Regions from separate parts of the Homo sapiens genome. Here region 2 is linked to region 1. Evidence: chromatin contacts called from ENCODE Hi-C or POLR2A ChIA-PET data. All regions are on one chromosome and are shown on one strand. Each heading gives the region's core, a stretch centred on a gene start or an enhancer-like site at or near the end of the contact. The rest is flanking DNA. Distances are from core to core; before and after follow the strand shown.

Evidence for each region. A loop is a pair of places that touch in the nucleus more often than their neighbours do. ChIA-PET counts read pairs that join two places held with the same protein, here RNA polymerase II (POLR2A). Pooled maps may share reads with other maps.
Region 2: a pooled map shows a loop between it and region 1 (2.0-fold over the local background). The contact joins two enhancer-like sites. A Hi-C loop is called at or near these places in 1 of 50 pooled maps. POLR2A ChIA-PET finds 5 or more read pairs at or near these places in 3 of 52 experiments (HEK293, K562 and activated CD4-positive, alpha-beta T cell).

The regions. Positions count from the first base shown.
Region 1 is chr6:2,907,463-2,913,441 of GRCh38, reverse strand. No RefSeq gene overlaps it. Among named protein-coding and RNA genes, the nearest start is that of SERPINB9, 7.1 kb to the right of the region's middle. RefSeq lists enhancers at 4,012-4,845, 4,846-5,679 and a silencer at 4,693-4,987. Within about 2 kb of position 2,106, at least 3 of the 41 ENCODE cell types and tissues checked have a DNase peak (open chromatin) inside an H3K27ac peak, as active enhancers do.
Region 2 is chr6:3,023,301-3,028,775 of GRCh38, reverse strand. LOC101927759 (a long non-coding RNA gene) reads right to left here and starts at 4,713. Exons shown (of 3, transcript NR_152848.1): 1 at 4,603-4,713; 2 at 1,905-2,023; 3 at 1,342-1,831. It also overlaps the pseudogene HTATSF1P2. RefSeq lists enhancers at 1,659-1,818, 2,787-2,896, 4,340-5,475 and a silencer at 3,007-3,301. Within about 2 kb of position 1,600, at least 11 of the 41 ENCODE cell types and tissues checked have a DNase peak (open chromatin) inside an H3K27ac peak, as active enhancers do.

The sequences.
Region 1 (5,979 bases), core at 857-3,356:
TGTACTAGACTGAGCCTGAGCTCATAGTAAAGTTGTTTTTCTTTAAGGCGATAAACATATGTATAAGAGATGAGATTACATTTGCTGTGGCATGTACCACTTGAGACCCAAAAGGAACCGATAGAAAATGGAGCCAAAAGGTGGCTGAGATGATGATGACGGACACACCTGGGGAAAACCATAAAACCAGCAAGGAACTGACACTGTCAGAGGCACCTTGAGAATTCCTGCCTGTAGGAGACATCACACTCTGGGGACTGTTGTGGGGTGGGGGGAGGGGGGAGGGATAGCATTAGGAGATATACTTAATGTTAAATGACGAGTTACTGGGTGCAGCACACCAACATGGCACATGTATACATATGTAACTAACCTGCATGTTGTGCACATGTACCCTAAAACTTATAATAGAAAAAAAAAAGTGCCTCCTCCCGGTGAGACGGGCTGCCCAGAGGCTCTGTGTGAGAGGAGTGTCTGCTGTGCTGGCCTCCTCAGCCACAGCCTGGGTTTGCCATTCCGCTCATTACTGCCTTTAGTAATTGTATCATGTCATTCCCATCACTCACAGGAAAAGAAACAATGAAAAAAATAATTGTATTGTGAATGTTTGCTCGATTGATTGGGTATGTGTGAGTCTCTGGCAATAAACCATATTTAAGCATTGCAAATTGGCTACCGGGTCATTGGGAAACCTGGCTTTGATCTGAGCACACAGGCCAGAAGAACCTGATTACAATAACATTTAAAATGAACATAATACCAGATAACCAGCACGTCTCCCATCTCAAGATTCTTAACTAGAGGGACCACATCGGCAAAATCTCTTTTGCCATGTAAGACAGTCACTGGTTTTGGGGATTAGGAGGTAAGACATCTTTGGCAAGGGGCATTATTCTGCTGGCTACACCCCAGTGTTCACTGACTGGGGACTGACGACTAGGTGGCCATAGAGGGCTTGGTTGATGTGCTTCTGATCCAGACCTTCCCTGGTGGATGAATTCAGGTGCAGATGGCACTTTTTTTTTTTTTTTTTTTTTTTTTTTGGAGACAGTCTCACTCTTTCACCCAGGCTGGAGTGCAGTGGTGCAATCTCGGCTCACTGCAACCTGCACCTCCTGGATTCAAGTGATTCTCCTGCCTTAGCGTCCTGAGTAGCTGGGATTACAGGTGTGTGCCACCACGCCTGGCTAATTTTTTGTATTTTTAGTAGAGACAGGATTTCACCATGTTGGCCAGGCTGGTCTCGAACTCCTGACCTCAAGTGATCCACCCGCCTCAGCCTCCCAAAGTGCTGGGATTACAGACGTGAGCCACTGCGCCCTGCCCAGATGGCACTTTTGCCAGCAGTTTATTAAGGAGGAGGGTGATGAGAGCAACTCATGAAATATGTTTTTCTTGCCCCTGAGCATCTCCTCTGCCATGGCCATGGTGCTCATAGGGACAGGTGGAAATGTACCTATCACATGGGGAGAATGATGGCATGTTTTTCTCCTGTGCTTCCACAGAGGGGCCTTTTCATACCTTCACATCAGCCGGTAAAAGCTGGGGTGGCCTGTAGGTGGCAGGAAGGACCTCATGATAGCACATGGCAGAAATGGATAGAAAGGTGAACTGTGCAGGATGGGGAATCTCCTGTAGTGTTTGTGGGAGAAATCAAGTGATGAAGTTATTTTCTCTAGACAAAAGCATCCATAAATCACAGCAAAATTGCATCTTTGATAAGGTAAAGCTACAATTCTATTCCACAAAAAGACAATTTCAATTTTTTGTTTTAAACTTTTGCTAAATGTGTTTAAAATAGAATTGCAGCTGTAAATGAACCTTCCATAAAATGGGTTATTTTTAGTGGATGATAATGAATACGTGAAAAAAGAAAAAAACACAAATGAGAATGTATATCTTCTGGAGCTTAGAGGGCAAATATATTCTGACTGCCCCAAAATGGATGATGGGAACCATATGTACAAATGAGGTAGTGGGCACTGCTTTAGGGAAGCAGTCCTTAACCTTTCTGAGTCTCAGGTTTCTTTGATGATCTGGGGAAGTGTCTCGGCGTGTTACCACCTGTGCAATGTTGTGCAAGTCACATTAGTGGTGTCTGGCTGACCTCTCGAACTGCATCCACAGACCTCAGCTGAAGATCCCCCTGCAGCTGTTTCTTCCAGCTTCTGGTGGAAGGGCCGGTGATAGAGGAACAACCTTAATTTTCACTGTGGCTTGACATTTAAATCACAGTGTTACCTGGAGAACTTCTGTAAAATTACTGGTGAAACATTTTCAGTTTTATGTCTGCTCTTTCTTGTGTTCCCTGGGGCCAGGTTAGATTTAAACCTGAAGACTCATTTTTTTTTTTTTTCTGTTCTGTTTTCCTCCTGTTATCAAGGCTTCCTAGCATGAATAAATCTGCCAGACCCATGGTTCTCACCTAGGGGGCAACTGTGCCCCGGCCTGGAGGACATTTGGCAATGTCTGGAGACATTTTTGGTTATCATCATTGAGGGGTAGGTGTGCCTGGCATGGAGGGGGTGGAGGCCAGGGATGCTGCTGAATGTCCTGCACTGCACAGGACAGCACCCAGTGCAAAGAATGATCTGGCTTCACACATCAGCAATACGTCAGTTGAGAAACCCTGCGCTAGACAATTAAAGCATTTCGTTATAGGACCCTACCTAATTTTTTGTGTAGAGATTCATTTGGAGGTCCCTCTTTAGGGGAAGTAAGAGGGCAATGTTCGAAGTTGGCATTGCTGTTTAATATTACCAGGCACTTTGTTTAAACAAAGATAACGACGTTCACCAAGACTTCCAGTCACTTCCCATTGAAGTGAATATATCTTAGAATCGCTGACAGACTTTGGAGAAAAAAACACGTTTTAGTAAGTAGTACTCAGAATCAATGAAAAGGAAAATAAAAGAGGAACTACAGAAGAGTAGAGAATACACACAATTCTGCTGCCATCACATGTACTTAGAATTGCACTTGTGTAATTATAATTTTTATTTATTATTTTTTTTTTGAGACAGAATCTCAGTCTGTTGCCCAGGCTGGAGTGCAGTGGTGCGATCTTGGCTCACTGCAACCTCCATTTCCTGGGTTCAAGCCATTCTCCTGCCTCAGCCTCCTGAGTAGCTGGGATTACAGGCGCATGCCACCACGCCTGGCTAATTTTTGTATTTTTAGTAGACATGGGGTTTCACCATATTGGCCAGGCTGGTCTTGAACTCCTGACCTCAAGTGATCCACCTGCCTTGGCCTCCCAAAGTGTTAGGATTACAGGTGTGAGCCACTGGGCCTGGTCTAATTTTAATCTTTAATATTGCTTCTAAATTACATCTCCCTTGTTTATTTTTTGATAACCCTCTTCTGATGTCAATTTCAATATGTCCATTCTCCTGCGCCCAAATCTGCGTCTCCTCCTTAAACCCCGTCTTCCAGCATGCAGCACAAGGCTCAGCCATCAGGGCCTCCTCCCCCATCTCACCTCTGGGTGCTGGACTGGTTTCCTCTCAAGGCCTCTTACATTCGCCCCCTTTCTGAGTCATCCCTGCTACTGCCTGGCTTCACAATCCCCCTTTAGCTTCTACACTACCATCTTAACTGCCTTTTAAGCACTCTCTCCAAGCACAGCCTGAAACCTCCCTCTGTCTCATAAACCCCCATTACTGACAGAATAGTTTTTGTAAATAAAAAATCTGTTCATTAAACTGAGGCTTTAAATGTGAGTAGCTTTTATTTACTTAAACGTGTACTCACAGTCCAGAAAAACCCTTCCATAATGCAATACATGAGGCTCAAACAAATTCTACCAGGTTGAAGGGGTGGGTCGCCCCTCCACACCTGTGGGTGTTTCTCGTTAGGTGGAACGAGAGACTTGGAAAAGAAAAAGACACGGAGACAAAGTATAGAGAAAGAAATAAGGGCACCCAGGGGACCAGCATTCAGCATATGGAGGATCCCGCCGGCTTCTGAGTTCCCTTTGTATTTATTGATCATTCCTGGGTGTTTCTGAGAGAGGAGGATGTGTCAGGGTCACAAGACAATAGTGGGGAGAGGGTCAGCAGACAAACACGTGAACAAAGGTCTTTGCATCATAGACAAGGTAAAGAATCAAGTGCTGTGCTTTAGATACGCATCCACATAAACATCTCAATGCTTTACAAAGCAGTATTGCTGCCCGCATGTCCCACCTCCAGCCCTAAGGTAGTTTTTCCCTATCTCAGTAGACGGAACGTACAATCGGGTTTTATACCGAGACATTCCATTGCCCAGGGACGGGCAGGAGACAGATGCTTTCCTCTTGTCTCAACTGCAAGAGGCATTCCTTCCTCTTTTACTAATCCTCCTCAGCACAGACCCTTTACGGGTGTCGGGCTGGGGGACGGTCAGGTCTTTCCCTTCCCATGAAGCCATATTTCAGACTATCCCATGGGGAGAAACCTTGGATAATACCTGGCTTTCCTAGGCAGAGGTCCCTGCGGCCTTCCGCAGTGTTTGTGTCCCTGGATACTTGAGATGAGGGAGTGGTGATGACTCTTAAGGAGCATGCTGCCTTCAAGCATCTGTTTAACAAAGCACATCCTGCACAGCCCTTAATCCATTTAACCCTGAGTCTGACACAGCACATGTTTCAGAGAGCACGGGGTTGGGGGTAAGGTCATAGATCAACAACATCTCAAGGCAGAAGAATTTTTCTTAGTACAGCACAGAATGGAGTCTCCTATGTCTACTTCTTTCTACACAGACACAGTAACAATCTGATCTCTCTTGCTTTTCACCACACCAGGTAGCATGCAGGATGATGTTATCTGAGATCAGTGAGCTGCTGACTGGCTGGATTCCAAGGGTTCTTCTGTAAGATTCAAATACATCCCAGTCATCACTGCTGCCGGGGACTCTCCTGTGGAGGTTGCCTGCTCTCGGCTTATATCCCACTGGGGCAGATTCTGGGCCCTTTGGGTGGATAAGCACCAGCGATCCCAGGAATCATTTTTGAACATTGGCCTGATCTTTGACTATTATAATTGGAGAATACTGGGGACACAGGGGGCCACCTGCCACCTTTCTCGTTGCCTAGCCCCTTCTCCTCTCTACATCCTCTTCTGTAGAACCAAGATTATTTGAGAACAAGAAGATGGGCAGAGGATGGGAGGCTAGTGCCAAGCCCATTATAGCTGAAACCAGGTGATCATGGAAGGGAGTCAGCTCTGGGCTTCAAAGGTTTGCATACAGGCCTTTTCGATTTGACCTCAACATACGTTTCAAGGCTCATCTCCTGCTGCTGTGTTCTTCTTATCCCCCTCCCGACATACGTACTCGAGCACACACACACACACACACACAACCTCGACACACGTACTCGAGCGCACACACACACACAACCTCGACACACGTACTCGAGCACACACACACACAACCTTGACACACGTACTCGAGCACACACACACACCTCGACACACGTACTCGAGCACACACACACAACCTCGACACGTACTTGAGCACACACACACCTCGACACACGTACTCGAGCACACACACACAACCTCGACACACGTACTCGAGCACACACACACAACCTCGACACGTACTCGAGCACACACACACACAACCTCGACACACGTACTCGAGCACACACCTCGACACACGTACTCGAGCACACACACAACCTCGACACACGTACTCGAGCACACACACACAACCTCGACACACGTACTCGAGCACACACACACAACCTCGACACACGTACTCGAGCACACACACAACCTCGACACACGTACTCAAGCGCACACACACAACCTCGACACACGTACTCGAGCACACACACACACAACCTCAACACACGTACTCGAGCACACACAACATCGACACACGTACTCGAGCACACACACAACCTCGACACACGTACTCGAGCACACACACACAACCTGGACACACATACTCGAGCACACACACACACACACACAACCTCGACACACATACTCG
Region 2 (5,475 bases), core at 351-2,850, 120 kb before region 1:
AGCTCCTCCACAAAGTCTTGATTCAGCTGCCCACATGGTGTGTCCCGAATTGGTGGGTTCTGAATTGGTGGGTTCTTGGTCTGATTTCAAAAACCCAGCTGCAGACCCTTAGGGTGGGTGTGACAGTTAAGTTTTTTTTTTGGTGGGTTTGCAGTCTCGCTGGCTGAGGCAGAAAGTGAAAGCTGCAGGCCTTTGTGACGACTGTTACAACTCATAAACGCAGTGTAGACCAGAAAAGAGTACAACAGCAAAAGCTATTACAATAAGCAAAAAAACAAAACCGTCACAGCATGGAAACAAATCCGACTTCGTTGCTATTGCTGGCTAGGGCAGCCTGCTTTTATACTCTTATCTGGCCCCACCCACATCCTGCTGATTGGTAGAGCCAAGTGGTCTGTTTTGACAGGGTGCTGATTGGTGCGTTTACAATCCCTGAGCTAGACATAAAGGTTCTCCAAGGCCCCACCAGAATAGCTAGATACAGAGTGTGGATTGGTGCATTCACAAACCCTGAGCTAGACACAGGGTGCTGATTGGTGTGTTTACAAACTTTGAGGTAGATACAGAGTGCCAATTGGTGTGTTTACAATCCCTGAGCTAGACATAAAGGTTCTCCACGTCCCCACCACACTCAGGAGCCCAGCTGGCTTCACCCAGGTGGAGCTGCCTGCCAGTCCCGCGCCCTGTGCCTGCACTTCTCAGCCCTTGGGTGGTTGATGGGACTGGGCGCCTGGAGCAGGAGGCGGCGCTCTTGGGGGAGGCTTGGGCTGCCCAGTAGCTCACGGAGAGTGGGGGAGGCTCAGGCATGGCGGGCTGCAGGTCCCGAGCCCTGCCCCGCGGGAAGGCAGCTAAAGCCCGGCGAGAAATCGAGCGCAGCGCCCGTGGGCTGGCACTGCTGGGGGACCCAGTACATCCTCCGCAGCCGCTGGCCCGGGTGCTAAGCCCTTATTGCCCGGGGCCGACAGGGCCGCCCGGCTGCTCTGAGTGCGGGGCCCGCCAAGCCCACGCCCACCCGGAACTCCAGCTGCCCCGCAAGCGTCGCGCGCAGCCCCGGTTCCCGCTCGCGCCTCTCTCTGCACACCTCCCTGCAAGCTGAGGGAGCCGGCTCCGGCCTTGGCCAGCCCAGAAAGGGGCTCCCACAGTGCAGCGGCGGGCTGAAGGGCTCCTCAAGTGCCGCCGAAGTGGGAGCCCAGGCAGAGCAGGCGCCGAGAGCGAACGAGGGCTGTGAGGACTGCCAGCACGCGGTCACCTCTCAATGGCACAGCCCCCAGGCCTGGTCTTGCTCCCTTTTGCTTGGTTATTAGTATTTGATGCCAACGCAGCCTAAGGTTCCACTCTCGCTTGCCAATCCACTGTCAGCAACTTGTTTATTGTGGTGGTGGTGGTTGTGGGGTGAGGGGTTGGGGATATGCTTGGGCATTTTCCTTCATTTTTATGATCTTAGTAACACATTTAAAAGTGCACTTGCTGTGATTTACTTGGCATCTAGAAGTGTTGCTGCAGGAGAGCTTTTCAGATGTCTTGTCTGCCACAGAACAGGAAGTGAAAGTCTCTGCATGGTTTTTGACCTCACCCAGACACGACACAAGAATCTCTGACCCACAAAACATGAGATCCTTGTTGAGCCGGGGACCCCGCCTTAGGTTTCTGGTGTCGCTTCTTAAAAATGGCCTTTGTTCAGTGCTGCTTCAATTCCCCGAAGGGTTCCTTCCAGCAGTGGAGCAGAGCACAAGCTTTGGAAAAGGCCGCCTGGTTTTTAGTTTGCGTGCTGCCTCTTGTAGGGGTGGAGCCTGGTCAAGTGACTTGAGCTCTGTAAGTTTCGGTTCACCATCTGTAACATGAAGATAACAAAACCTTCTTACAGATTGTCAGCTCAGGCTGCGAGACATCAACAGAGGACATACCTTCCATCCATGATTCAAGAGTTCAGATGACACACACTTGGATTCTGGGCAGCTTTACTCTCAATACATTCTCATCAAACACATCACTGGCTGCATCGACGTTCCAGCGCATCAGCCCACTTTATGGGAAGAAAGAAATGGGGAGAGATGAGCAGAAATCAGACTTCTTAGCAGACACAACCCGAGGCAGGGTCAGCACCTGGGCCGTCAGGATCCCAGACAGGATTTCAAGCTCCTCCTGGGATTCTAGTGGGGAAGGTTTCTCCTGACAGGACTGAGGACACACTGGCACCTTGCGTATCAGCTGGGGCAGCTATGGAAGCTAGACTCCCTTTCTTTCATAGATGGGGAAAGTGAGGCCCGAAGAGGTGGGGGAGCTTGTTCAGGGGTACTCAGCTGCTGGCAGAGCTGGGCCTGGATGCAGGACTGCATCAGCCTCTTCTGCCTCTGTCACTTCCCCACAAGGGCAGATTCTTTCTCACCTTTTCCTCCTCCTTCTTTGTGTATACACTTAACCTGCTTCATGAGGAGATATGCTACTTTAAATTTTGTTATAATTTTTATATACCTCTATGAATGTTTTTAGATTATGGTCATCAGATTCCAAAATTAATTTATGTTTTGTCTTCACTGGAGTACTGCATATTCCCATGTAGATAGTCACCATGCTTGCAGCATTATTTAGGATTCTTTGATTGTAACTGCTGTACACTCAACTCACAGCATTAAGCAAAAAAGGCAACATCTTGCCTCACATAACTGAAGAGCTGAAGAGGAAAAGCTCCAGTTCAGGCAGGGGTGGATGCAGGAGTTCACAGCGTGTCACTAGGAAGTTGTCTCTCTGTGTGGCTTGGCTGCACCGTCCTCTGCCTGGGCTGCATTTGTAGGCCAACGCTGTCTATGTGTTGGCCCCTGACCCACTTACTTCATCACAGCTCCAAGTCCAGAAACAAGAAAGGTCTCTCTTTCCTGATAGGTCCAATGAACCCCTGAGTTCAGTCTCACTCCCTGGGGTGGTTACAGCTAGGCCACGGAACACTGTGATCAGTCAGGGCTGTGAACTGCCACTCCTGGGGTCGGAGGAGGGGCTACCCTTATGAACACCACATAGCTTGGTTGAAAGGGCATGGTTCCCCCACCACACACAAAAAAACAAGGTGTTACAATCAGAAAAAATGGGAATAGATATGGGACAGGCAAAGATGACTCTTCACAGCATCTGCCATGCAGCGGCTCAGAGTGCTTTGTCACTACCCCAATCACAGGCACTTTGGTTGCTTCCAGAGAGGAACCAGACGCCCTGGGTTCAAACCACATCTGCCCCTCTACAGCTATGACCCTTGGGCAGATGTCTTTTTTTTTTTTTTTTTTTGAGATGGAGTCTCGCTCTGTGGCCAGGCTGGAGTGCAATGGCACGATCTCACCTCACTGCAACCTCCACCTCCCGGGTTCAAGTGATTCTCCTGCCTCAGCCTCCCAAGTAGCTGGGACTATAGGCATATGCCACCACACCCGGCCAATTTTTGTATTTTTTAGTAGAGACGGGGTTTCACCATGTTGGCCAGGCTGGTCGTGAACTCCTGACCTCAGGTGATCCTCCCACCTCGGCCTCCTTTTAAAGTGCTAGGATTACAGGATGGAATAACACTTTCCTTTAAGGGCCAACGAAATCACTTGAGCATGCATCCATCAGAGGGAGGGCGGCTTAGGAGAGGTTCCCACACGGTGCCCACTGCTGAACTGTTCATTAGCTAGCTTTTTCCTGCATCCCCATCTTATCGCCATTTTCTGGGGCTCGGTTTTTCCGTCTTGAGAAAGAAATAGGCCTGTGCTTATTTCCCTCTCCCCTGGGACAAGGCACCAGCCACTCTCCTGAGCTGCTGGGAACTTCTCCAAAATTCCTGGTGCTTCCTCACATTGAGCAACATGAGTCTCTTTCCTCTTTTTACCAGGCTCCACCCACGAGAGGCTCTGAGACAAACTACACAACCAAAGAAGTCTTTCTGCATCCACAAAGCCCTGTTTGCCTAAGAAAAAGGTCGCGGGGCCCAATCACACACACCTGGCTGCAGTCATTTCCAATTTTCTTTTTTTTTTTTTAATGGCAATTCCTGCTGCCCTGCTGATACTGAATTTATTTTTTATTTTAAGTTTTTCAGCAATAAGATCTTAAAAACCGGCCGGGCGCGGTGGCTCATGCCTGTAATCCCAGCACTTTGGGAAGCCAAGGCAGGCAGATCACCTGAGGTCGGGTGAGTTCAGCCTGACCAACATGGAGAAACCCTGTCTCTACTAAAAATACAAAATTAGCCGGGCATGGTGGCGCATGCCTGTAATTCCAGCTACTCGGGAGGCTGAGGCAGGAGAATCGCTTGAACCAGGGAGGTGGAAGTCGAGGTGAGCCGAGATCGCGCCATTGCACTCCAGCCTGGGCAACAAGAGTGAAACTCCGTCTCAAAAAAAAATTCTTAAAAACCGGCAGAAAATGTATCAGGGTGCCCGGTACTAACAGGAGATGAGACATAGGCAAGAGCCCAGCCCTCGAATTGCTAACAGTTTTGCTTGGGAACCGGAATTAATGTCTTCAGCATACTCAGGCCAAGGTGACAGCACCGGCTCTCAGAGAGGTTGGATTTCAGCAACTTCCCATCCTCTCAACCCACACAGGAACAGGCCCCTCGGCAGTTCGAGAACGCACCTTCCCATACTTCAGAGTTGCCGGAGGGAGGGTGGAGGACCTCCTGCCTCACAGTGATCTGAGGTCCAGAAACCCTAGGGACCCCAGCTTGAGGCTCTGAAGGGCTGTGACACAGCCTCTTTGCCTGCCAGCCCCGCCCCGGATGCAGCCTGCTGAGCGAGGGTGGAGGAGGGGAGCTATGTGGCCAAAACCCTGAGTCACTGAGGAGCACGAGGGAGCCGCCCTTTCCGGCGTGTCTCCCGAGGCTGTCTGCCCTTCCCCAGCCTCTGCAGCCTACAATCCCAATCAAGAGCCAGCCCGGTTTCTGCAAGCACACAGGAGCAGAAGAGAAACCAGTGAAGACTTCACCGCTGCATATCAGGCCAGCGACGGCTGCTCGGTGACGGCGCTGCTCTGCCACCAAGAAAAACCCCAAACCCACTGATCCCACAAAGAGGGGAGAAAAAGGAAGGCTTCATGCTGAAGAAGGAGAAATACAAACGTGTATGTGCCGGTTTGCCTCTGGTCGTTACCGTGGAGGCATTCACACGCCTGTCCATTTGGCATTATTATGAGCGATCCCCAGACAGAAGAACTTAAGGTCAAGTTTTACAGAGATAACCAAGGACATCTTAAAGGAGACAGGCTGTGCGATCATTGGAAGAGGGAAGCTGTGGATCTTGCATTCATGCATTTGGATGAAGATGACACTGGAAACTGCACGTTGCAGGTTGAGGTGGCCAAGTATCAACGGAATGGGAAATATGAGGCTTCAGGAAGGAAGTGCGCGAACCACAGGAAGGCTCCGTCTCTACGGCAGAAGCGGCCACGCCGCAGCCCATCCAAACGCCGCGACACGAGTGAGTTGTCCTCATCGAACACATTTCATCCTGT